Linked DNA regions of Homo sapiens: regions 1 and 3 are each linked to region 2. The links are chromatin loops, found by intact Hi-C in ENCODE. Cell type or tissue: Calu3. All regions are shown on one strand.

Evidence for each region. A loop is a pair of places that touch in the nucleus more often than their neighbours do. Peaks named below come from ENCODE experiments on the same cell type or tissue, not always from the same donor. Only the 100,000 strongest peaks of a DNase experiment are listed, where the experiment ranks them.
Region 1: a loop joins it to region 2, with 9 times the contacts of the local background. A loop is called at or near these places in 5 of 110 quality-filtered maps.
Region 3: it touches region 2 in a loop (2.4-fold over the local background); 4 of 110 quality-filtered maps call a loop at or near these places.

What each region holds. Positions count from the first base shown.
Region 1 is chr6:9,479,197-9,487,196 of GRCh38, reverse strand. No RefSeq gene overlaps it. Among named protein-coding and RNA genes, the nearest start is that of HULC, 830 kb to the right of the region's middle. In Calu3, no CTCF peak of the experiment used is centred here; a DNase peak (open chromatin) is centred at 4,976.
Region 2 is chr6:9,536,257-9,544,256 of GRCh38, reverse strand. No RefSeq gene overlaps it. Among named protein-coding and RNA genes, the nearest start is that of TFAP2A-AS2, 860 kb to the left of the region's middle. In Calu3, a CTCF peak has its summit at 3,542 (motif pointing left); a DNase peak (open chromatin) is centred at 4,686.
Region 3 is chr6:9,847,354-9,855,353 of GRCh38, reverse strand. It overlaps the pseudogene OFCC1. Among named protein-coding and RNA genes, the nearest start is that of TFAP2A-AS2, 550 kb to the left of the region's middle. In Calu3, no CTCF peak of the experiment used is centred here; a DNase peak (open chromatin) is centred at 3,183.

The DNA.
Region 1 (8,000 bases), 57 kb after region 2:
GGGACAATGACAGAGCAGGGAACATAAAGGCAACTTTAGAACTACTCAGTTGAGAACAAACAGGTGCAATTCAGGGACCAGGGAGCCACCAGAATGCTGAGGCTGGCCTTTGCAAAAGTCCCTTGACCCTCACATTCCAGGACGTTCCTTTGTGTGTCAGAATCAATATCAAGAAAGCTGCACATTGTGCACATGTACCCTAAAACTTAAAGTATAACTGAAAAAAAAAAAGAAGATAGCTTCCATCTCATTTACCTTCTAGATCTTCTGAAGGCACATCAGACTGGAGAGACCTAATTCCTCTCTAGAACCCTACCTGTAAGAAAGTGTAGGAAATGCAGCCTTTAACTTTCTGGCTCTGTAGTGCAGGGAAGAACACAGGAATGGGCTAGAAATGGGTGCTGAGTGACAATCAATCATATCCAGTCTAATGACTGCAGATTTGGCCTCCTTCTTTCTTCACTTCTCTGCCCTTCTCACCGTGTAAGCCCTCCTGACCCTCACTCTGCTGGAAGGTCAATACCCCCACTCCAATCCCAGGTCACTCCTCTTTGCCCCTCATTCACTCTTTATTAGCAGTACGTAATGCTTCATGCCCAAGTCCAGTCAAATGTCTTTCACGATAATTTAAGGAGGACCAGCTTCATGTCAGGAATTCAGAATTCCTAGCTTGTAAGAAATTGTTGTTCTCCCTCCAGTAGCCTCACTTATTCCTCTTTTATTAAACAATCAAGGAAAAACAAACTTGAAACATGCCTCTTCTCAGACACCATGAGCCTCAATTTAATTCCAAATGTTTAATACACAGTTTAAGGGGACCCAAGAAGACACTAAAGCATGTACTGCATGGTAATTGAGTCCATTAAGGCTGCTATATTATTATTTTTCTCTGTTGTATGTGCATCTGCCCCTAGGTGTTGTCCAGATGCCTTTACCAAATTGTTCATTTCACGATGTCCTTCCGTATTGTTCATCTGAACATTCAAACATGAGTGTTTCTACTATCCGCCTCAAAAAACTTCCGCAATGATCTTGCTTGCCTAGACAGGCTTAAAGGCTCATTCACAAAGTACAAATATTTGAGGCTTGAGTATGTTTTAAATTCTTTTTAAAATCTTATTTTCTTTAGAGTTCATGCATATCCCTTTACTTAAAAAATGACACTTTGTATATTTGAATGTGTGTCTTGTTTAAGCAATTATGTGCAGTTCAATTGAGAACAATAACAAAATTGCCTGTAAATACATGGGCAAGGTATGAACAAGAAAAACAGAACCACTGAAAAATATCCAGGGTGATGTTTCTTATATATTGGTAATGTGAATTAAACATCTGTGGGCTATATCCACACACATACACTCTGCAGTGAAGGATCAGGTTAACTCAACACCCAAAAGGCTATGAAATATCAGGTGTTTCTTTTACTTAAAACCTGGTATAGCATTAAGCCTAGGTTACAAGCCAAAACGTCTATAGATGCCAGGAAAGTGACCTAAATGAGCGAAGTTGAGGAGGCGAAGTATGAAATATTAGAGACAGTCATTCGTACTGAGGGTTAGTAAAGAATGAAGGGATTGTGGTGTGCAGGAGAGTCCTATTTGCTCCAAGGGATTAACTGCTACCCAGGAAGCCAAGATCACTATTGCCAGAGCTTTCTTTTTTATTTTTTTGCAAGAGAAGCCCAAAGTGTGGATTTTGGAGGGAAATGTTTTAATCTCTAAATGTTGTTAATTAATGCAGTTATAAAACAACAACATTACCACAGCAGGCGAACATACCTATACCAAGTTGGGATCCTAGCCTAAGGAGACTAGGTTTTGACTGCATTCTGAAGTTCTCACTGGACTCTAGGAAACTCCGGAATGAGGGAGGACCATATCCAGGAAGAACAATTAATTGAGGAGCTGCAGGTAGGGGCTGCTGTGAGCCGCTTTCATCCCCTGGCGCATTCCTTCAAGTCTCTAATGACATTTCCTCCAGAAAGCCTCCTCCAACCAACCCCACCACAAACATAGACACACACACACACACAAACACACACACACACACACACACACACACACCCCAGACTAGGTGAGATGCCCCTTCATGTTCCCAACGTGACCTTGACTTCCATTATCACAGTTATTTTTAAGTTATTGTTACTATTTGCTTGGCTGTTTATCTTCAGTATGCAGGGCCTTTGTTTATCCAGCCCATAATTTTATCCTCAGTCCTTAGAATGAGGCTAGCATAGAGCAGATCCTTAATAAACATTTCACGAGTAAATGAATCATATGTAAATGATGAAATACAGACATAAATAGCTATCTTGTTCTATTGACAAAAGTTTCCTGGACCTACACAGCATACATAGAAAAGGATGACTACTGTATACAAGAAAAATAAAGTAGTATTTAAAAAGCTGTGTTTCAGGGCTGAAAGATCAAGTGATTAAAACTGATGTAATCAAGTTATAGTTGCTTGAATCATATTCATTTTAATTTAGGTTTGACTTTCCTGTTTGTGGTACCATGAGGCCCATTATTTTACTTGGCCTCATCAGTCAGTTTGTTTCTAAATTGGAGTAAGTTTTTTTACTGCCTAACTGAGTGCCCAATTATTTCATTGGCCAAATTTGTATCAAAAGTGTTTTAGAGATAGTTCTGGATCTTTCCTCTTCCTTGAAAGTGCAAAGTGAGGCTGCCTTAGTCAGTACCCATATGCAGTAAGTGAAATAAATTATTACTCAGGGAACCCTCAGGTTCATTTCATAGGACTCATTTTTGTGGCAATTACTACAGTAAGTATTTGGAAATATACATGCACAGCATTTTATTGTCACCATTGGACCATTCAGCTGACCTGATTTTCTATTCCCGCACTTATTTGACAATGCGACTAACTGGCCCAGTTGTATCAAAGATTACACTTATTGTTTTAGAGAAAACAGTTTTGAATCATTGTGACAGCTTCCTGCAAGTTTCGAAATCAAATTAATTGAAAAAAAATGTTTGAATCTCAGTCACTTCCCTTATGGGTTAGGATCCAAAGCACTAAATAAAATCAGAGAGAGCTACTTCAGTTGTTCTCTAGTGATTTATGTCCTAAATGAAAGGAAAAAAGTGGCAACAGGTTACCAATCCTGTTGTTTCAGAAAACATATGCAATTAAATTGTATGCTTTATGGCCCCAGATCATGCTAATATCATTTAATAATAATAATAAATAACCATAACACAGAGAAGACTTAAAGTGCAAATACATTTGATTAAACCAACAAAGCTAGTTCCAAAACAGCTGTTGCCATAATCTAGGCATGTGGGTCCCAAAATGAATTGTTAGGAAGAAAAAAAAAAAGTAGTTCACACTGTTGCTTCACATGGTTTATTAGCTGCTGTTATGAGGAGCAGCGTTGATTAGAATAATTATTTAGTGCTTCAGTTTCTGTCCCCTAAAGCTTCCCAAAATATGTGTCCCTAACTTCACTTAAGATGAACATTTTATCTAGTCTAACAATCAATGCAGATTGTTTCAGAATCCATTCTGCTGCCACAATTGGTAGTATGTGAGAAGAGGGCATAGCATGGTCACATTTGGCTGCCATGAATAAGTCTGGCTTAAATTCCTTGTCTAAGGAAATCACCTTGAGCAAAATGCATGAATATGTCTGGCACAAAAAAATTATAGAAAAGAAAACTAGAAACAATTGTCTTTTAGCTCATAACATTATCCAATACTACAACCTTGTTCCTTAATTAAAGTTGCCAGTGTTCAGAACAATTATAACAGAATTATTATAACAATTATAATAGATAATTGATGTATTTAGCACTCAATGGATTCCATTATTCAGTGCCTTAAGCTACCAACTGGGACATGGGACAGTTCATCGGATAATTTTGGTTATCTCCATTCAGCTGTGTGGATGTTAGGGGTCAGAATAAGTGAAACAGTTTGGCTCATCTAGAGTTTAGAATTTTTTTTTAATTCTGTAAGTTTCACTTCTAAGAATCCTTTTCCAGTAACTTTATGTAACTTATGAAAAATTGCTAGAAAACTACTAAAATCAGGATTAAAATACTTACATGATTATTAAAAGTAATGATCCTTTATGTAATTAAGCACCTTCATCGCTGTGTATTGACACCATCCAATAGAATGTATTGCTTTACTTTGTTTAAATAATACAGTTAATACAGATTCTTTATGTAGCACATGTGAAACACAAGACACATCAAAGATGCTCTAAATAAATCTGCTTTCTCACACTTCTGAGTCATGTCAAATTGGATAAAGTGAGAATGAGACTGTATAATTCATTGTGCAAACTGGTTCAATTTCAGAGTGAAATTGATAATGACTTCAGGAAAATCACATACACTAGGACTGTTTGAGGCAAATGAGGCCAGTTCTAGGAAAGCTAGAACTTTCTTCCAAAACATGTATAGTTTTCCCCTTTTCCTCCTTGTCATGTCTTTTTGATGATGCAGGCTACATTTGTACTTAGAATTTTCTCAAGTTATGTTGATGATTCTGTGCTATTTTCTTCATCCCCTGTGATAAAAATCAAGCATTAATAGGTGGCTGGTGGGGATTCGGGTTATAGACTGTGACAGCGTGAGTGCCTGCAGCCCAAGCAGCAATCACACTCTCAACCTCATTGTCAGTTGCAACTGACTCTCATTAAACGAACTAACTGTTCACTCTAGCAGCACTTCACAACTTTACATGATATTTTATGATTAAGCTTCTCTAAACACAGCTACGTATTGTAACCTCCAACTTTAAAGGGAGACACAGGGAGAAGTTGATGTTATACTGAATAAAAGCCAAAAAGTCTATGAGCTTTGTTTTTCTTTTCTAGAAGCTTTGTTACCAAAGCTTCTAGATCTCTATGCAAAGACTTCCACTGGGTCCTGAACACCAAATGTCAATGAGTCATGATGACTAATACTAGGTGGTGTTTATGCTTTGGCCTCTTTGCTGTATCCTGTAGGCTGGCAGAAATCAGGCCAACTGAGTAATTGCTATAATGCATTCCCTTTTCATAATATCTGCACTGAATCTTTGTTGCTTCGCACTTCAGTTTGCATTCCAGCATTCTTTCATGCCAAGCCTGGTGATTACTTTGAGTCCCTGAGCTACAGGCATAATTATCTCTCAAGAAGACATTGGGGACTCTTGAGAGGAAGCCCGAGGAAGATGGAGAGAAGAATACTAGATGAAGGATTAAGGTATTTCTTAGGTGGAGTAAGTAGCAGTGGGGAAGAGGAGTAGGTGATGTTCATTTGCCAAGTATTTAGAGAGTCGGGGACCTGATACTTAAGCTTTAATGTTGACCAGAGGTATGGTCAACAGAGCTATTTAAAAAGTTAAATAGCTGAATATCTCTCTATTCATGGCCTAGAGAAGCTTTGTTATTTAGATTTAGATGTTACTTTGTTTTAATTCAATTACAAATGATCATGTTTGTCGATCAGTTTACTCATGATTTGTCCTAGTTTTGAGGGAAGATCAGATTCCCAGATGTCCTCAAAGATCGCTTTCACTGATAACAGTGAGCAATTATGCTATCCCTAAAACTTCCATAAGGAGTACTCTATGGCCTTTGAAACCACATCATTGACTAAGTGAAACAATAGAGTTTCTGTAGCCCAAGAGAGCAAAGCAGAGTTCATTTAGCTACAAACGACCATTGAATGGCACTAGAGATAAAGAAAAAAGTATATCACACGAAAAATAAATAAATAAATGATAAGATGTTAGGTCAGTATGATTTCATGATCATTGCAGAAAAGTAAACAAAAACCGTTTGATTATTTACATTTCTGGCTTGCTTCAGTAATGTGTCATCTAGTCCCAGTTCTGTTTATAGGAAACATTGCTTTTGTAATAACATGCTTATAATGAACAATAAAATCCATGAAAAAGGATTTCATTGCAGAATAAACTTGTAGATTCAATACCCTCAGAAGCATTCTCCGCAATAGCATCTCAGAAACAAAATTATGCTGGGTTTTTTAACAAGCCACTTAACGTATTTATCTTCCAAGGCATTGGGGAAAAAATCAGGAACCAATCATTTTCTATTTTACTACAGGGTAATTTATTACTTACTATGCTAAGTGTTACCTATCTTTTCCCAGTAAAACTAAAAATAGGACTGTCTCTCAAACATTGACATATACGATTAGGCTAATACAGTAATGTGTGTGCTTTTTATTATAAACTAAGTTACTGTAATCCAGAATACAGTTTGTGTATGGCAAACAGATAAGGACCATATGACTGTGGGGTGACAGAGTAGGGTTTTGTATTTAGAACAGACATTGCATCTGTAAAGCTTTCTTTTCAGAAATGTAGTTAGCTTTTTTATGAACTAGTAAATATAGTATACAGAGCACCTAGGGAATTTGCGTATAGCCACATTTATTCCCACACGTCTCTGGGAATCATAAATGGTTGTCTTCCTCCGAAATGGATTAGGACAAATTACATTAGGACATGATTGTGAATCTGATTAAGGTGGAACACAGTTGGTTTTTTTTTTTTTTTTTCCGCCCCTTTGGGATGACCATGTTTTTATATAACAACCAGAAGACGAAGAAGCCTTTGGCAAGATGTTTCAAAGACATGTTTTCGTATGCACATAAAAAAGAATTTTCATGTTAATTCAAAAATTGGCCCATGACTTTAATTTCTGTATCTTGCCAAGACAAAGCTTGAAGCACAACCTGCTCTAGTATAGAACACATTTCAGATACTGATTTGGGTTTCAATGAAAGCATGTAAAAAAGGAATTTCCATGCATAATTTCTTCCAGGAGAGGAGAGCTGGGTGGATAGGATTTTCTGTTGACTAAAAATCTTTAAGAAAGAAAGAAAAATTGCTTCATAAATGGTGTCAATATTTTACAGTGATTAAACCTTTCCACACTATTTTATGAAATAAAATGCCTACCATAAGACAATGCTATAACCTTGATTACAAAACAAAGACAGATGACAAATATTTGACATTGACTAGAACTTGGAAGATGGACATTGCTAAGGGAATTTGGATGATAAGAGAATATGAAATCTACTATGATCTATTTTCCTGAAAACTTAAGCCATTGAAACTGAAGTGAGCTATTTTTTAAGTTGTGGATAACATAGGTTTTATACACTAATGTGTGTAGGAGAGAAGGGTGCGTACTGATTCATTCTTGGTCTTCTCATTGCCTGAATGCTAAATCAGTGATTCTCACACTTTATTCTGTTGACTAAAAATCTTTAAGAAAGAAAGAAAAATTACTTCATAAATGGTGTCAATATTTTACAGCAATTAAACCTTTCCACACTATTTTATGAGATAAAATGCCAACCATAAGACAATGCATATAACCTCAATTACAAAACAAAGACAGGTGACAAATGTACTAGACAAATATACTAGAATCATCCAGGAACTTAAAAAAATCCCCATATCTAGGCCACCCCCTCAAGAACAATTAATCAGAATCTCTAAGAATAGTATCAGCATTCAATAAACAATTCACAGTTGATTCCAATATGCAGCCATATTTGTGGACTAGTGCCCTAATCTCTGTGTTACCAAAATGCCAGGGTACAGTCTAGATTCTGTTGCTCACTGCACAGAAAGCCAATCACTGAGAGGAGTACTGCCAGGGAAGAGGGCTTTTATTAGAGGGACATCAACCGGGACAATGGGGGATCAGTCTCAAGTCCATCTCTACTCAATTGACTAAAACTGGGGGGTTTATATAGCTGGGAAGGTGGGAAAACAGGAATTAGGGAGGGGCAAGGAAGCCACCACGATGGATGAGGGGGCTGGCGTCCCATTGTTTGGGTGCAGTGATCTGAGGAGTTTCAGTCCCTTGCCTGAGGGTCATTTTTCTGTGGAAGGAACTCGGATGAGACAAATGTGAGCTTTGAGTTTTAAGACCAGGAAGGTCAATTTCTATATTTATTCAAAAAACCCATAAATATCATGTCTATGGGACAACCGGGCCATTT
Region 2 (8,000 bases):
ACACCCAAATCCTCCACCCTGTTCTCATGTATTCCACCCTATTTCTGTTTCCTCTGCCCATTACTGTGCTATTCTTTCTATTTTTACATCGCCCATTTTTCTTCTGTCTTCATGATCTGCTACTCAAATTCTCCACTCTCTCTACATGCACTGCTTTCTACCTTCTCCGACCTGCCTCTTGTCATTCAGTCATCTATATATTTGATGCTATGGTTTGGATCTGTGTCCCCACCAAATCACATGTTGAGATGTAATCCCCACTGTTGGAGGTGGGGCCAAGTAAGAGGTGATCGGATCATGGGGGCGTATTTCTCATGAATGCGCTAGCACCATGCTCTTTGTGATGAGTCAGTTTTCATGAGATCTGCTTGTTGAAATGTGTGTGGCACCTCCCACCTCTCTCTCTGGCTCCCTCTCCTGCCACGTGACATGCCTGCTCTCCCTTCAGCTTCCACTGTGATTGGAAGGTTACTGAGGCCCTCACTGGAAGCAGAGCAGATGTTGGTGCTATACTTGTACAACCTGTATAACTGTAAGCCAATTAAACCGTTCTCTTCATAAATTACCATGCCTCAGGGATTTCTCTATAGCAATGCAAGAACATCCTAATACATTTGGTAAATATGGTTGGAGTTCTAACCAAGTATTGGGATGCTGTTAGCCAGTCCTTGCAATAGACTCAATAAGGTTTCTTTATTTTGCCAAGTCAGATTGAGGTTACTCAATCTATCAAAGGTGAATACTTGTTTGAGCAAATAGTGAGCCCTGGGCTTGGGCATGTGTGCCAGTGATTAGAAAGAAACCTGTAATGCCAAAAGAGGAAATCAGTGGCAATGTAAGGAGAAAGTAACGGGATCAAAGAGGATGATGCCGATGTCCATCATACAAGGCTCTTAACAAAACTATAGGTCACATAAACAGGAGAGTTCGGAGGTATTTATGAGCACAAACTAACAGGTTAAATATTTTATGGTCTATCCATAATTTAGAATAATACGCAGTTATTAAGAATCATTTTTTCAAGAATATTTACTATTCCTAAGAGTGCATTCCCAGTTAAAAGGGGAAAATTATCATTAAAACTATTATAAAATGATCCTGAATTTATAACTTGTAGCAAATATAATAAATACATGATAAGACTTTATATTGTTTTATAAATAAAAAGAGGAAAGAAGTTAATCAGAATATCAGAATTATTGGTAATTTGTTATCTTCTTTATATAGTTCTGTATTTTTTACATTTTCTATAATAATATGAAGTACCTTATATTTATGATCACAGAAAATAAATGCCATCAAATATAAGATGGCCATAGTGACAAACTCAGTTAATACCTAAAAACAAGTGAATTATATGTCTTGTAAGTTAGATATCACATGGATAACATGTAAAATTGCACTTATAATTTGATTTAATGGTTTATGTTCTAGTATATAAAATAGTACAGAATGTTAAATATACATGAATAGAAAATGATATAAGAATTTAACATCTAACTACCTTTACGAAAGTAGTACCATTTCCCCCATTTCCCTCTTATAGTACAAACCAATCATTCAAGCATACTTTTAAATAGCATTTCTTGTATTTGAAAAGTTATTGAGTAATCAAACAGTGACCTTTCGTACTCCACCAAGAAATGCAATTCAGCTTTGTATAGCTTCCATACTAATCAATATCCTATTATGATCACAGACGAGATTTTTACAACTGAGACACAGCAGCTAGAGTACCAGATACGCTTTTGTTTTCTCTAATGCCAGAAATTTTACGCCTTTGCATAAGAAACCATTTTAAGTAGGAACATTGCATTATTTCTCTTTTGAACAGAGCAATTAAGTTTTAGGTTCTATCATAATGCTATGAGAATAGGGTGTATTAACCATCATAGAGCCATTACCTCATAAGACTTATCTTTATAAAGAATATGTGAATCTCCTTTCATCTTGCTTATTTATTCTGAATGGGTGTGTAAAGATTGATGTGTAGCATACCATTCATAAATCAGACTACAGGAACGCCAAGAGATACTCACATCTAGAGCTGATACTATTATTAGGCTCCACCAACTGATTATCTAATACAGTATTTAGTCGATTAGTTCATTAATAATGATCAAACCGGTTGTGTACATCAATACAAATATATTTAAAATACTTATACGGCACTTCAAACTCTAACTCTTTTAGAAGTACAATCCAGGCAAAGGGTTGGCTGCTGATTTTAGCCTGCATGGGCTTCCAGGGCAAAGCCAGATCTATTAGAGGTTATGGCACAAACTATCAGTTGACTTACTGATGAATTAATATCTACGTTGAGAGGATCAGGGACAACTAATTTTAAATATCTCTTTGAACATGTATATAGCCAAAGATTTATAATCATTTCTTACATTACATTTTTATGCATTAGAAAACTTACCGTAATAAATAAATATAAATATCAGGGAGAGAAAGAAGATAGAGGATTACCACTACCGCCACCATGACCCAGGGGGATATTTTGTGAAAACTCTCGTTCTACTGCTAGCTAAATGAACCAAGACAGTAAATCCACAAAGACTTAGACATCATCACTAGAAACAAAGGTTGAATTTCAAAAGCATTATTGGCTCTTCTAGCTGCTATGTAAGTTCCAGGGGAAAAAAATCCTAATGACTCTTACTATATATGGCATTCAAGGAAAATAAAATATTTTCCATAGACTAAAGAAGGGCCATATATCTATTCTGTATACTCATTTGTCTAGTATGTGTTTCTATGGCCTTTCATTACAATAAACTCTTGATATTTTGGTTTGGGGCTTATTATCCAAAAGTGAGCAAGAAAGCAAAACTACAAAGTTATGTCATCCTGACTTTGAAGAGGTTTACTTTCTGTTTTGACGTCTATTGAATCAATGGCATCAGCCTCTTTAAAAGTACGCTAAGCCAATATTGAATCTTGTAAGGGAATTGCATAGATCTCTTAGATGGTCCTAATAGAGGCTTGCCCATTTGAGTCATGGGACTAAGGAAGAAATCCAGGGGCAGTAGCGCAGAATCATTATTGGGGATTATGTTCCAAAAAAAGGTATTAAAAAAACTAATACTAATAGTGCTTGCTATAAAATATTGAAAAAAACTCTAATACTAATAGTGCTTGCTATAGGCTGTATCTGTTCCCCAACTTCTTTATACATATTATCATTTTTTAAAATCTTCACAGCTATGCTGTGGAGTAGGTATTATTATCCCCATATTACAGATGAGGAAACTGAGGCACAGAAACAAATAATTTGCCCAACATTACATATTCAGGAAGTGCCTGAGCCATGTGTTTGAACTTGGGCAGCCAGTCTTCAAAACCCCCAAGCGCATTGCTTTCCCTCTGTTTAGAAACAACGTGGCAAGAAGTGAACTACCTGCTCCTCATAGTCACTGGTTCCTTTAGACAGCAGAAATTTTCTCTCCAAAGATAATGACTCAAGGGGAAATTTTAACATCAGCAAATAGGGCTTCAATTTGACTCCTTTTATCATCAGGAGTGTGATCTAGTGCCCTCTAGAGGGCAAAAGGGGAGATCATGAGCAATGCAGATTTTTTTTATGAACATAAGCAGAAAATTTGCATTAAGACAATATAGAATTGGAAGTTTGAAAAGCCTACATTCTTATTATTAAATCTCTCTATTTAAAAAATTTTTGTAAAGTTACTTGTCTTCCTGTAATATGGAAATGATAAACTTCTGGATGTTGTACAAATGAACTGCAGCCAAGATGATAATGTGAAAATATGGAACATAAGATAGTACATAGTAAAATCTTAAAATGACAAAAGTAATCATTTAGGTAGCCCAACTTTCACAGCTGCATGATTTTAAGACACCAACAATTACTTGAAGCAGGCTCAAATAAAAGAGAAGATAATTAGTGAAAAACCCATTGTTCTTTTGCAGGGAGACTTGGTATCACTCCAATCAACACAAAATTAGGTCATCTGCATTGCACATAAAGATACTCACCAAGCACCAAAAACCTGGCCTGGTTTTGAAGAAATCTGATTTCTCTACAAACCAGTGCTTTCTAGATGTGAAAATAAAGACTTTTTTTTCTCTAAGGCAGACAAAATATATAAATAATATTTTAGATAATTGGTACTCATTAAATACTTGATAAATTAGTGAATGAATTCTGGTTCTAGTTATACTAAAGGTCAAATACGCTTTAGTTTTTTTATGTATTGTCTAACTTCTCACCCATCTTTGTTGAACTAATGAAATGAAGATATCCATCATGATGTAACTGTGAGCTGGGAGGATCTAAATTACCTTCATCTGGCACCATTCCAATATACTATAAATGAGGTAATTGTCCTTGACTATAAAATTTGCATTTTCAAGACTTAATTGCTATCATTACATCTTTTTTGTAATTCTATTAATTTAACTGAATGGAGCGGTTGGTTTTATGGTTAAAAATTTGCATTAAAACATTGTACAACTAAATAGAATTTTAATATTTTTATCCAAAGTTCTATACAGTTATCCCAGAGGAGCTAAGTAATTTCACAAGAAAAAGTAGAGACCTGTCAACAAGCAGCTTTTACCTTCAGTGATCATTAACAGACCTTCAAGTCACCTGCAAATGCCTCATTCTGGGATTTGAGAAGCCACTGAGGCCATGCACTCCATGGATTCCTCCGACTTAATCATTAACAGGAAATCTATTAGCCATAGCCAAGGCATGGCTGGGTGCCCTTTCCTATGATCGTCTTGGTGTTTGAGGTGTTTCCATCTTATCCTCAGCTGAATGGGTCATTCTATATCTCCATGTGTTTTAGTTCAGTTGGAACATGCAGTCCTCGCTGCTCTCTCTCCTCCTGAGCAAGGTATTTACATGTACGTGTCTGATCTTCCAGCCACAGTTCATTGCACAGACTGGTTAGTAAAATGTTATAATTCTTCACTCCTACTGGAGGGGGCAGTTGAGAAAACTTTCCACCTTAGCCTTTGGAATCTTTGTGGTCACTTAACAATTATGCAGCCTTTTCTTAATAAATTTTAATGTATGTGCAGAACTTTTCTAGTCAATTAACACAAGCATTTTCTTAAGTAAAGACACAGAAAATTGCAGTTAATGAAATTGACATTTTACTTAACAATTCTCCAACCCTCTAGACCTTTGAAAACTACCAGCATCTTGGTTTTTGGACAACTGAGTTTGGTTAAAAATCAGAAAAGGACTGGGGCAAAGCTTCATACAATAAAGTTTGGAAGGAGGGGTAAAAACTGAGAAGAAGCCTTTGTTTTGAAAAATTTTGCAGTGATGGTGGATTTTCCTGACTTTACTAGCCAGCTGTGAGGATGAGTGCACTCGTGTACCTTCTGATACCACTTAGTTCAGAGAAAGATGGCAAATATTTGCAGAAAGTGGATAAGGAAATGTCATTAGGGACATGAAGAGCCTTAGGCATGCTTTATACCAAGCATTAATTTTGAAGATGAAGACCAGAAGCCCAGAAAAGGTCTGTGACTTGACCAAGGACTTCCATTTAGTCAGTGGCACAGATGACCTAAAAGTCAGCATCCTTGATTCCAGTACATACTTGTAGTCACTACATCATACTTCCCTTCTAATGCCAAAAGCTCTTCTTCTGGGGAGAATCACTGCAGACTACAATCAAAGCAGCAGGGCCTGGGAGGGTTCAGTGAGAGATGGTTGACACTGGCCCCAGATGTCAGAATTAGTTCCTCATCCACCAGTCTTAATACTTCATGGATCTTCTTGTACATACTCCCAGACCCAATCCCTGAAGCCCAGTAAATTGAAGGATGTATGTCTTAAACAACCAGGAAGCCAAGTGTGTCACTTAGGTTTCTTTTTCTACCAAACTGACACGCCCACTGATTCTATACGTATCACTTTGAATTCATTCAGAGAGATTTTATGAAGTGTGACAACTCCCACGTCAAAATAAATTCTAGTTGTTCTCACCAGAAACACAGAACGGTATTGTATTATTGAGCACACCATGATGTAACTACCTAGGGATGACATCAGGAATGAGTTGTATATAAAAGGGAAGACTTTATATGAATTAGCATCCTCAAAACATTATAGTTGTGCTTACTCAAGAATTCAGTGTGGGGCATTTAGATTGAACGCAACCTATTATGTCAATCATAGAACCTATTCTACCAAGATTAATGAAATCAGCCAATTATTTTTAGGTTAATAATATTTATAAGGAGCCAGGCATGGTGGCTCATGCCTGTAATCCTAGCACTTTGGGAGGCTGAGAAGGCCACATCTCCTGAAGTCAGGAGTTTGAGACTAGCCTAGCCAACATGGCAAACCCTGTCTCTATTAAAAATACAAAAAAAAAAAATTAGCTGGTCCTGGTGGCACATGCCTGTAATCCCAGCTGCACATGAGGCTGAAGCAGGAGAATTGCTTGAACCCAGCAGGCGAGGTTGCAGTGAGCCGAGATCTCACCACTGCATTCCAGCCTGGGCAACAGAGCGAGATTCGTCTCAAAAAACAAAATTTTTTTGAAAGATATTTCTTGCTTAAACAGGAAATGAATTTCCTTATCTCTGCCTTTTCTGTCCCCAATCCTTCCCCACAATGTGATTAATCATAGCTTAGTATGCATTGTGCTTTGTAGCTTTAATGCACAATAATATTTCAAGAATCACACTAGTGACTTATTTAGGGAAGGTCACATAAATCACAAGTTTATTGCCACCATGAGCCAATGGAAAAGACTTTGCATAAACCTCAGCTATAATTCCCTCCCCCCTCATTTTCTCTGAACACTTCAACTCAAAGAAGTCTGACTCAATTTAATAAACATTTAATGAATTTCTACTATGTTCAAAGCACTGTACCAAGTACGAGGATCTTAGAAATGAGTAAAGCATATCCCTCTACCTAAGGCATGTATTTTTCTTGTCTGGATAGCTATGACTGCTATCACTTACCTGCATCTTCTAAGCTACTTAAATTTTTGTGTTTGTAGTTATATTCTAACTCCCAAGTTATTTGCTAAGGAAGCTGGAGTTTGAAGATACGCCTTGTTTTTATATTCTGACCAGTGTGATCCTATATCCTGCTTTGCCTGACTGGCTTTTCTTGTCTCAGGATAATTAGTAATAGCACTCCATTCCCCACCAATATATTCTACTTTGAATAATACATTCTGTCTGCACAACATAGTATCCAGCCTGTTGTTGGCTTAGAGACCAAAATAGAGAATGATGGGAAGGGTAGAGCTTTATAGTCCCAAACCTGTGTTTGATCCCTGCTCCAGCCCTGACCAAATGATAGCAGGTTTTTTTTTTTTTCTAACTTTCCCAGGCCTTAACTTCCTAATAAGCAAAATGGTCAAGGTGACATCAACACCATAGGGTTGCTGTAAGACTAAAGGGTTTTAAATGCTGGAAAGCAATTTGCAAACACAAAGCACTATCTAACCATTCCAGTAAATAATTATTGTTGGTGACTATGATATAGGCAGTGTGGAAGGTCACAGGTCTCGGAACTAAAGTGTGTCAAGTCTAATCTTTAATATTTAGGATTAATAAAGGCAGGGCTAAGAGTATAGCCCAAGTATTGCTGAGCAATTAGCCAAATATAACTGAATAAGAATAACAATGATAATATCCACAGCTATAATTTATTATGTCTATATGGTATACTATGTATTACAGGTACTCTGTATGTACTAGTACTAATTGTTATATTTTCCCGTTTTATAAATGGGGACATTGAGGTCCAGAGAGGCTGAATAATTTATAATGGGCACAGCTTAATGAATGACTGAGTTTGCTTTCAAATAAATCTTTCATCATTTCCAACCACCTTTTGCTGTGTGCTGGCACCACAGGAAATTCTTAGTGCACTCACTGTCAAATAAAAACATACTCCCACACACATACACATGCACACATACACTCACACGCACATGTGTGAGCACACATGCACACCAAGCAGATAGACAATGTAACAAAGAATG
Region 3 (8,000 bases), 310 kb before region 2:
GATAAAGCAGAAATACAATAAGGTCAGAGATACAGAACTAAGGCATACTATTGCATCCAGTGTTGACTTATTTTTTTATAGGGTGGATGCCCCATGTAATGATTGCCTTCCTGAAGTTAAGAGAAATTATAACATTAGAGTCATCCAGGACCTTTTGAAATTCTCCTCAGGGCCAGTTTCGGTCGGCTTATTTTTCTCAAGTTTATATTCCATCTTTGCTTAGTACCCATTGCATTGTCAAATGGTAGACAGACAATGAAATTGTAAATGAATGAACAAATGAATGCTTTAGGTTGCTAAAATTCACATGTGATTTCCTTATTCTCATTTATGTTTCAAATATCCTGTACTTCCATCATGTTGTTAGCTTACGTTGCATAAACTTGATTGTATAGTTGCATTATAGCGTCAATGAGCTATGTATTTTAGTGTGGTATTTTTGGTGGCAAATATCATTCTTCCATTTCCATGTTTAGCACTCCCTTTAGGATCTCTCATAAGGCAGGTCTAGCGGCAAGAAATTCCCTTAATGTTCGATTGCCTGAAAAGCAATTTACTTCTTTGCTTAAGAGTGTTTGGTGGGCTATAATTCTTTTCTGGAATTTATTCTCTGTAAGGATGCTATAAATGGGCCCCCAGATCTCTTCTGGCTTGTAAGGTTTCTGCTGAAAGGTCTACTGTTTGCCTGATTGGGTTCTCTTTGTAAATAACCTGTCCCTTCTCTCTGGCTGCTTTAAAGATCTTTTCCTTTCATATTGATCTTGGAGAATCTGATGACAATGTGTCTTGAGGATGGTCATCTTACGTAGTATCTCACAAGGGTTCTCTGAGTTTATTGAATTTGCATGTCAACCTCTCCAGCAAAATTGGTAAAATGAAGTCAAGTTATTAGTTTCCACGCACTTCTATAGATTTTTTTTAGTTTTTAAAGCTTTATGTGTACATAGTAGGTGTATATGTTTATAGAGTATGTGAGATATTTTGATACAGGCATGCAATGTGTAATAACCACAACAGGGTAAATGGGATATCCATCACCTCAAGCTTTGTGTAAATTTTGACAGTTCCTCTTAGTATTGATTTCTAATTTTACTCTACTATGGCCTGGGAAGATACTGGAGATGCTTTTGATATTTTTTTAAAATTTAATGAGCATTGTTTTATGGCTAAGCATATGATTAATTTGGAGAATGTTCCACATGCAGATGAGAAAAGTGTGTATTCTGGAGTTGTTGGTTAGAATGTTCAGTAAATGTCTACTAGGTCTAGAGTCCAGTTGAAGTCCAGAGTTTCCTTGTTGACTTTTTGTTGCACACTGTGAAGTGGAGTGTTAAAGTCCCCTACTAGTGCTTCAGTGCCAATCTCTTTTCTTAGGTCTAGTAGTATTTGTTTTATGAATTTCAGTGATTGTTGTTGGGTGCATATATATTTAAGATATTTAAATCTTATCATATTGAACCCTTTATCACTATATAATGCCCTTCTTTATCTTTTTTTTTTAACTGTTGTTGGTTTAAAGTCTGTTTTTATCTGATGTAAAAATAGCTATTTCTGCTTGCTTTTGTTTTCCATTTGTGTGATGTATCTTTTTCCACCTCTTTACTTTGAATTTGTAAATGTCTGTTGTAGGCAGTAGATGGTTGGATCTTGTTTTTTGATCCAATTTGCTAGCCTGCATCTTTTAAGTGCAGTTTTTGGACTATTTATGTTCAACATGAATATTGATATGTGAGACTTTGTTTCTTTCACAGTATTGTTAGTGAGTTTCCTTGGAGTCTCAATTTTGTAACTGTTTTATAGGATTTGTGATATGTCTATTTACATGTGCTTTTTCTTCATGGTGAGTATCATCGTTTCATTTTTTTGTTTAAAACTCCTTTGAGCATTTCTTACAGAGCTGGTCTAGTGGTGATGAATTCTATCATCTTTTGCTTGTCTGAGAAAAAGTTTATTTCTCCTTATTTATGAAGGTTAGTTTGGTGGGATGTAAAATTCTTGGCCGGCAGTTTTTCTCCTTAACAAGGCTAAAAATAGGCCCCCATCCTTTTCTGGCTTGTAAGGTTTCTGCTGAGAAGTTCACTGTTGGTCTTGTGAGATTCTCTTTATAGATTATTTGACACTTATGTCTAGCTGCCTTTAAGATTTGCTCTTTTATTTTGACCTTGGATAGCCTGATGTCTATATGCCTTGGTGATGTTCATTTTGTATAGTGTCTTAAAGTATTCTCTGAATTTCTTGTTTCTGGGTGTCTACATCTGTAGTACAATCAGGGAAATTTTTCTGAATTATTATCTCAAACATGTTTTCCAAGTTGGTTTCTTTTTCTTCTTTTCCTCAGGAATGCCTATAAGTCACATTTGGTTGCTCTCAATAATCTCATATTTCTTAAAAGCTTTGTTTTTCTTTCGACATTCTTTTTTCTTTATTTTATCTGTCTGGGTTAATTAGAAAGACTGTTCTTCAAGCTCTGAAATTCTTTTTTCTGGTTGGTATAATCTATTATTAAAGCTTTCAACTGTGTTTTGAAATTCCTTCAGTAAATTTTTCATTTCCAGAAATTGTGTTGTGTTTTTTAAAAAACATATCCAGCTTGTCTTTCAATTCCTGGTTTATTTTGGTGTTCCTTTGTATTACTTTTTAACTTTCTCTAGGATTTTACTGAACTTCTTTGCAATTTGTATCTTGAATTTTTTGCCTGTCATTTCAACGTTTTCATTTTGGTTAGGATCCATTGCTAGAGAGCTAGAGTGGCACTTTGGGGATGCCACAACATTTCGTTTCTTCATGGTGCTGGAGTTCTTGTTCTGGTTCCTTCTCTATATGTCAGTTCTTACTTTTGGATTTACTTACATTTGGGTGGGATTTTTTTTCTTCTCCTCTTGAGGCTATTACTGCTCCATCTGTTGCATAGGGTCTTTTGGTTTTGCTTCTATGTGCTTTTAGCAGGCTAAGGCACTGTATGAATTCCTTGGTTATAGACATCCTTAGTACAGTGGTTTTCTCAAGTATGTGTGGTCAGGCTTACTGTCTCCTATAGCAGTGGGTAGGTGGAGGTCTCAAGAGACTTATCTCATTCCCCAGCGGTGTTCACTTCTGTCAGCAGAAATTAAATTTGGTTGGGCAGTTCAACCTTCAGGCCAGGAGGTGGCACTTGCAGGTAAGAGCTGGCTGAGCGCTGTACAGTGATGTCAGCAGAAGTTGTGGTGAGTCATGCAGTTTGGCATCCATGCCATTAAGTGGGGCCTGTAGGTGAGATGCAGTTGCGGTGATGACTGGGATTTTTACTTGGCCTTTGTTGATGAGAGCAATACCAGGGTGTCCCTGGCAATGGACGAGACATGGGGCTCTCAGGGTTCTCGTTCTGCACTCTGCTGCCAAGGAGCTGGAGGGGGCAAAGCTAGGCAGGGCTAGCTAGGTGGAGCTGGATTGTGCAAGCCCATTACCAGGCTCTCTGAGTGCTGCACCCTTGAGGGGTTGTCGGGGAAGTCCTCAGGTCACTGGGACAACCCTCCAGGGAGGGATTGAGGCACTCCTTCTGCACCTGTCATGGAAAGAGGGGTGGCCATGGTTTTCAGCTCAGAAGGTAGGGGCCATAGGGCCTGTTCAGCTCTGCTCTGACACCTCTGCGCAGGTGGGTCTCTGTCACTGGCAACAGGCCTGACTTGTTAGGCTAGTTCCAAGCCGTCTGCACCCAGATCACCACACCGTCCCAAGCATCCCAGACCTCAAGGCTTCCTGTGGCAGAAACTGCAGCTTTCAGGCCACATCCTTCCTAGTCCAGTTTTGTGAAGGGAGCACCACTACACACTCTTCACTGTGCTTTGTCAGTGGGAGCTCCTCCCCACCTGGAGACAGTTCACAAATCTCTTCCCCATACCCACAGGTGGTGTGATTGGGTCCTGGGAAACTGGGACTGTGCCAGTAGTTTGTCCTTTGGCTCCTCAGGGTCAAACATTGGCTGTGATTTGGAGAGTAAATTCCTCCCAGGCTGCCAACAAACCACCCAGGCAGTGTGATGGAGGCTATGCCATGGGGACCGCATACCTCTCCTCCTCTGGGAATGACCAGACAGGCAGTCTGGTGAGGGCCTGGCAGGCATGGGGGCATGCAGTTCAGATGCACCTAGGTCCCACTGCAATGGCAGCCAGGCCTGTCTTGGGTGGGTGATCATCCCAGTCCCCACTCTCTCCCAGCTGGACAGACAGCAAGAGCTGCAGTCACCCAGGGCAGGATGCAGAGCCTTGGAGAGTAGGTGCCCAGACTCACCTTTTGCTGCAGTTGCCTCGCACCCTGAAGCCTTTTGGGTTCTCAGGGGTTCAAGTAATACCTCTACATATTCTCCAGGTAATTCCCTCTGCCAGTCCAAAGGTCTGCAGGTTGTGGGAACACCTGTAACTAGGATCTCAGGAGTCTGTGGCAGGAATGTGGTATCCTGAGGTTCCTTCACTTGCTCCTTTATTGGGTCCAGTCTGGGTCTGGGGTCTGGTCCTGATGCCAGGCAGCACCAAGCAGGCAGTGCTGCTTCCTCCTTTTTCAACCACAGTGTCTACTGTCTCCTCTCTATTACATTTCAGTGTTCTCTCTCAAAAGATCTATTGGAAGTGTGAAGGAACTCCATATTTTCCTCTCCGTGGAAGAAGCAAATTCCAGCTTTATCTACGCAGCTTTAATTCTGATACATATTATCAAATTGCTTGTAGCTGTTTTAAATTAAGGCATTGCTGGAGGTTTTTAGAACTTAGAAAAAAGTCCTGAAGTTTGCAATTCTTACCTTGTCCTGAGACTTTCTCCAGTCAATAACACTCTATTTTAGACAAACTTTCTTTCGGTTAACCTCTTATCAAAAGCTATTGACAATTAGAACTTTTCCTTTTCCTTCTCCAGGCCAGACTCCAAACATCTAGGAATGAAAAATGCCCATGGGCATAAGTGTCCTGAACATTCTTATGGATTTGGGTAAACATACTTCCTTTCATCTGGTGGGAATGCAACTATTTAAGTTTTTCCAAGGCTTTATTGCAATTTATTCTTTAGCTTGATGCTTATCAGATTAACTCTTCAATCTAAGTTACTGTATGAGTGTTGTTAACCATATAACACAGAGGCTATATTTAACGAGAATTATTTCATAAGGTTTCACCCTTCAAAGGAAAAAATCTAGTCTTGCCTGTGATATAAACTTTGGATTTTTATTTCAATCATGTATACACATTTTCAATCATTGTAGTAGTTATTAATTATACCACATGTGTATCCTTGATATATATTGGATTGCTAAGTATAAAATTTCCTATTACCTGTGTACTTAAATGTGTGATTTTTTTGAAAATGGAGAGAAAATTAACATATTTAAATGAAAAAATAAAAAAGTTTAAATGACAAAGGAGAGCATTTCTACATAGAAATTCAGAATCTCATATATTGTTATACAATATTTTACTGAAATATGTTGTTTACATTGCTTAGTAGCATGGTTCATGCATGTTTTTAGTTTTAACAAGAAAATTAAAGAATTGACATTGAATTCAAAGACAATTTTAATATTGCTGTTTTGATATTTACTGAGGCTTAATAAATTTGATAGGAATTCCAACAAAGAGATAATTTTCCATATAGGGTTAGGTTATTTTTATTTCTAAATAAGTAATTGCAGTGTGGGAATGATTTCCTGTATGTTTGCACACAAACCATTGTTTTTGAATAGAGTTGGTTCAAATTATCTAAAATATAATCAGAATATGAAACTCAGAACTCATTAATATAGGGGTTAGGTACAGTGCTCTGGAGGTCAGCTCTCTAGGCCTGAGGTCCCCTTGCTTTTGCCATTTCCTTGCTTGTAAAATGGAGACAATAATAGTATCTACCTGAAAGGTTAATGTGAGGATTCTGTGGATTGGTGCATATAAAGTCCTTAGATTAATACCTGGCACATTAGAGGTAGTCAGTGAATATTTGCTAGAATTATGTCCTTTATTTTTTTCCTTCTCCCCTATACTAGCCATTACCACAAGCAAGAAGATCATGAGTATGAATATTAATATCCAAGTGAAATATTCAATAGTAGATAAAATGAAAAATAGCAACCACCCAGTTTGTAGAACTTAATCTGTTCTTTGATGACTTTTGCTGCTTGTCCAAAAGAGAGTTAAGGAAACAAAAATAGGATTTATAGCTATTTATGGGAAAATGACAAAACATTTGGAGGGATTGTTTTGTCTCTTTTGAAGAAAGAAGCCTCTGGAACAATCTTGCACTCTCCGTGTCATTTCTTCATATTGCTGTTAGAAAAGGTGATCCAGGCTGGAGAAATCTAGACAGGTAATTTTGGAAAACAATATTTAACTTCTTCAGTGATAGCCAGGAATCTTTTGAATTTTGTTTGAATGTTACATGAATAAGTAGAACATTACTATCTTAATTTCTGGTTGATCAACAATATTTACTGGTAATTTTTGCCAAATTGTTTTCTTTGTATTCCCCAGTTACAGTCAACCATCACTTATTTAGATTGATAGGATCTGGTGGAAAGTTCAGGCTGCAAAGTATTCCAAAGTAAATTTTTATATAACAAAAGAATTACTTTTATATAAAAGCAGAACTATGACTAAAGCTGCATGAAATAATTATTACATAGTAAAGTTTGTGATAAAATCTTCCTTAATGAAGAGATACATTTTAGTTAGTTCACTAAGAATTGATGCTTCTCAAATACTTGAGAAGATTTGCACATAGTTGGCTTGGTGAAGGAGTTCATTCTCTTTGTAAAGCATGCTTGCTCTGTTTGATCCTTTTTGGAAAATGGTACAAAGGGAAATGACATAAGATTTAATAAGATTTTACCATCTAGCCCTTTCTATTTGTTTCCAAAGGGCCATATACATCCACTGATTTAACCTTTAATTGTTTTCACAAGGGGACTTTTTATGACCTAGTCATAGAAAATATAGGGGGGTCAAGTAAGTGAAAAAAAAACCACAAAAAACCTGTTACCCTGTGAATGTATGTTCTAGGAAGGCAATAAATGACTACATGAAAGACCAGTCACACTGAGTAAGAGCTGAATCACAGAGAGTCAACTCTAGTTTCTACCACGTACTGTAACCTTGGGCAAATGCCTTAAGGTCTGTAAGCCTCCATACTTATGTATGAAATAATTATGACACTAAAGCATATACATCATTGGGTTTTTGTGGGGATTAAATAATGTAACACAGACAAACAAATAAATAATATAATGCATACAAATGTGCTTAGAGGTGTCTTACAGAGTGATTTCATTAATTTCCAACACCTAATTCTTGCTGGTGATAGCCAAAGGCTCTGATCTTTCCTCCTAGAACCTTGTGTCTCATTCCTACTTACCACTTCATTTGAGTATCTCAAAAACACCTCAAATTTAACACGTCCAATTGGGGTGCTTAAATTTTGCCTCTCAAAACCCTGTTCATTACTTACCCTATCTTTCCCATCTCAGAAAATGTGTTAGCCCTTTTTTGTGGATATGTGTAGAGCCTTCTATTCGACCTATTTCATCTTTTGCTGTGGAGTAGTAAGCTGTCATCCTGTGAGTAAACTGTAGAGAGGCCCACGTGATAAGGAACCAAAGCCTCTAGCCAATAGTAAACCACAAACTGAGGCCTTCCAACAAACACGTGTCTCAGCCAGGAAACAGATTCTGCCGCCTCATTTGACCCCTGACCTGGCTTCCCACCCAGCTAATAGCTTGATTGCAGATTCATGAGAGACCCTGAGCCAGGAAAACACAGCTAAGTGGCTTTTGAATTTCTGACCTCCAGAAATTGTGTAAGATAGTAAACATTTGTTGTTTTAACTGTCTAGTTTTTGGAGAAATGTGTTATAAAGTGATAAATTACTAATGCAGATTTTGGTACCTGGAGGTGGAGTGTTACCATAACAGAACCTGAAACATGAGGGTGACATTGAAGCTGCACAGTGGGTTTTGAGGAGAGTGTTAGGCTTCTAGTACTTGAAGAAGATAT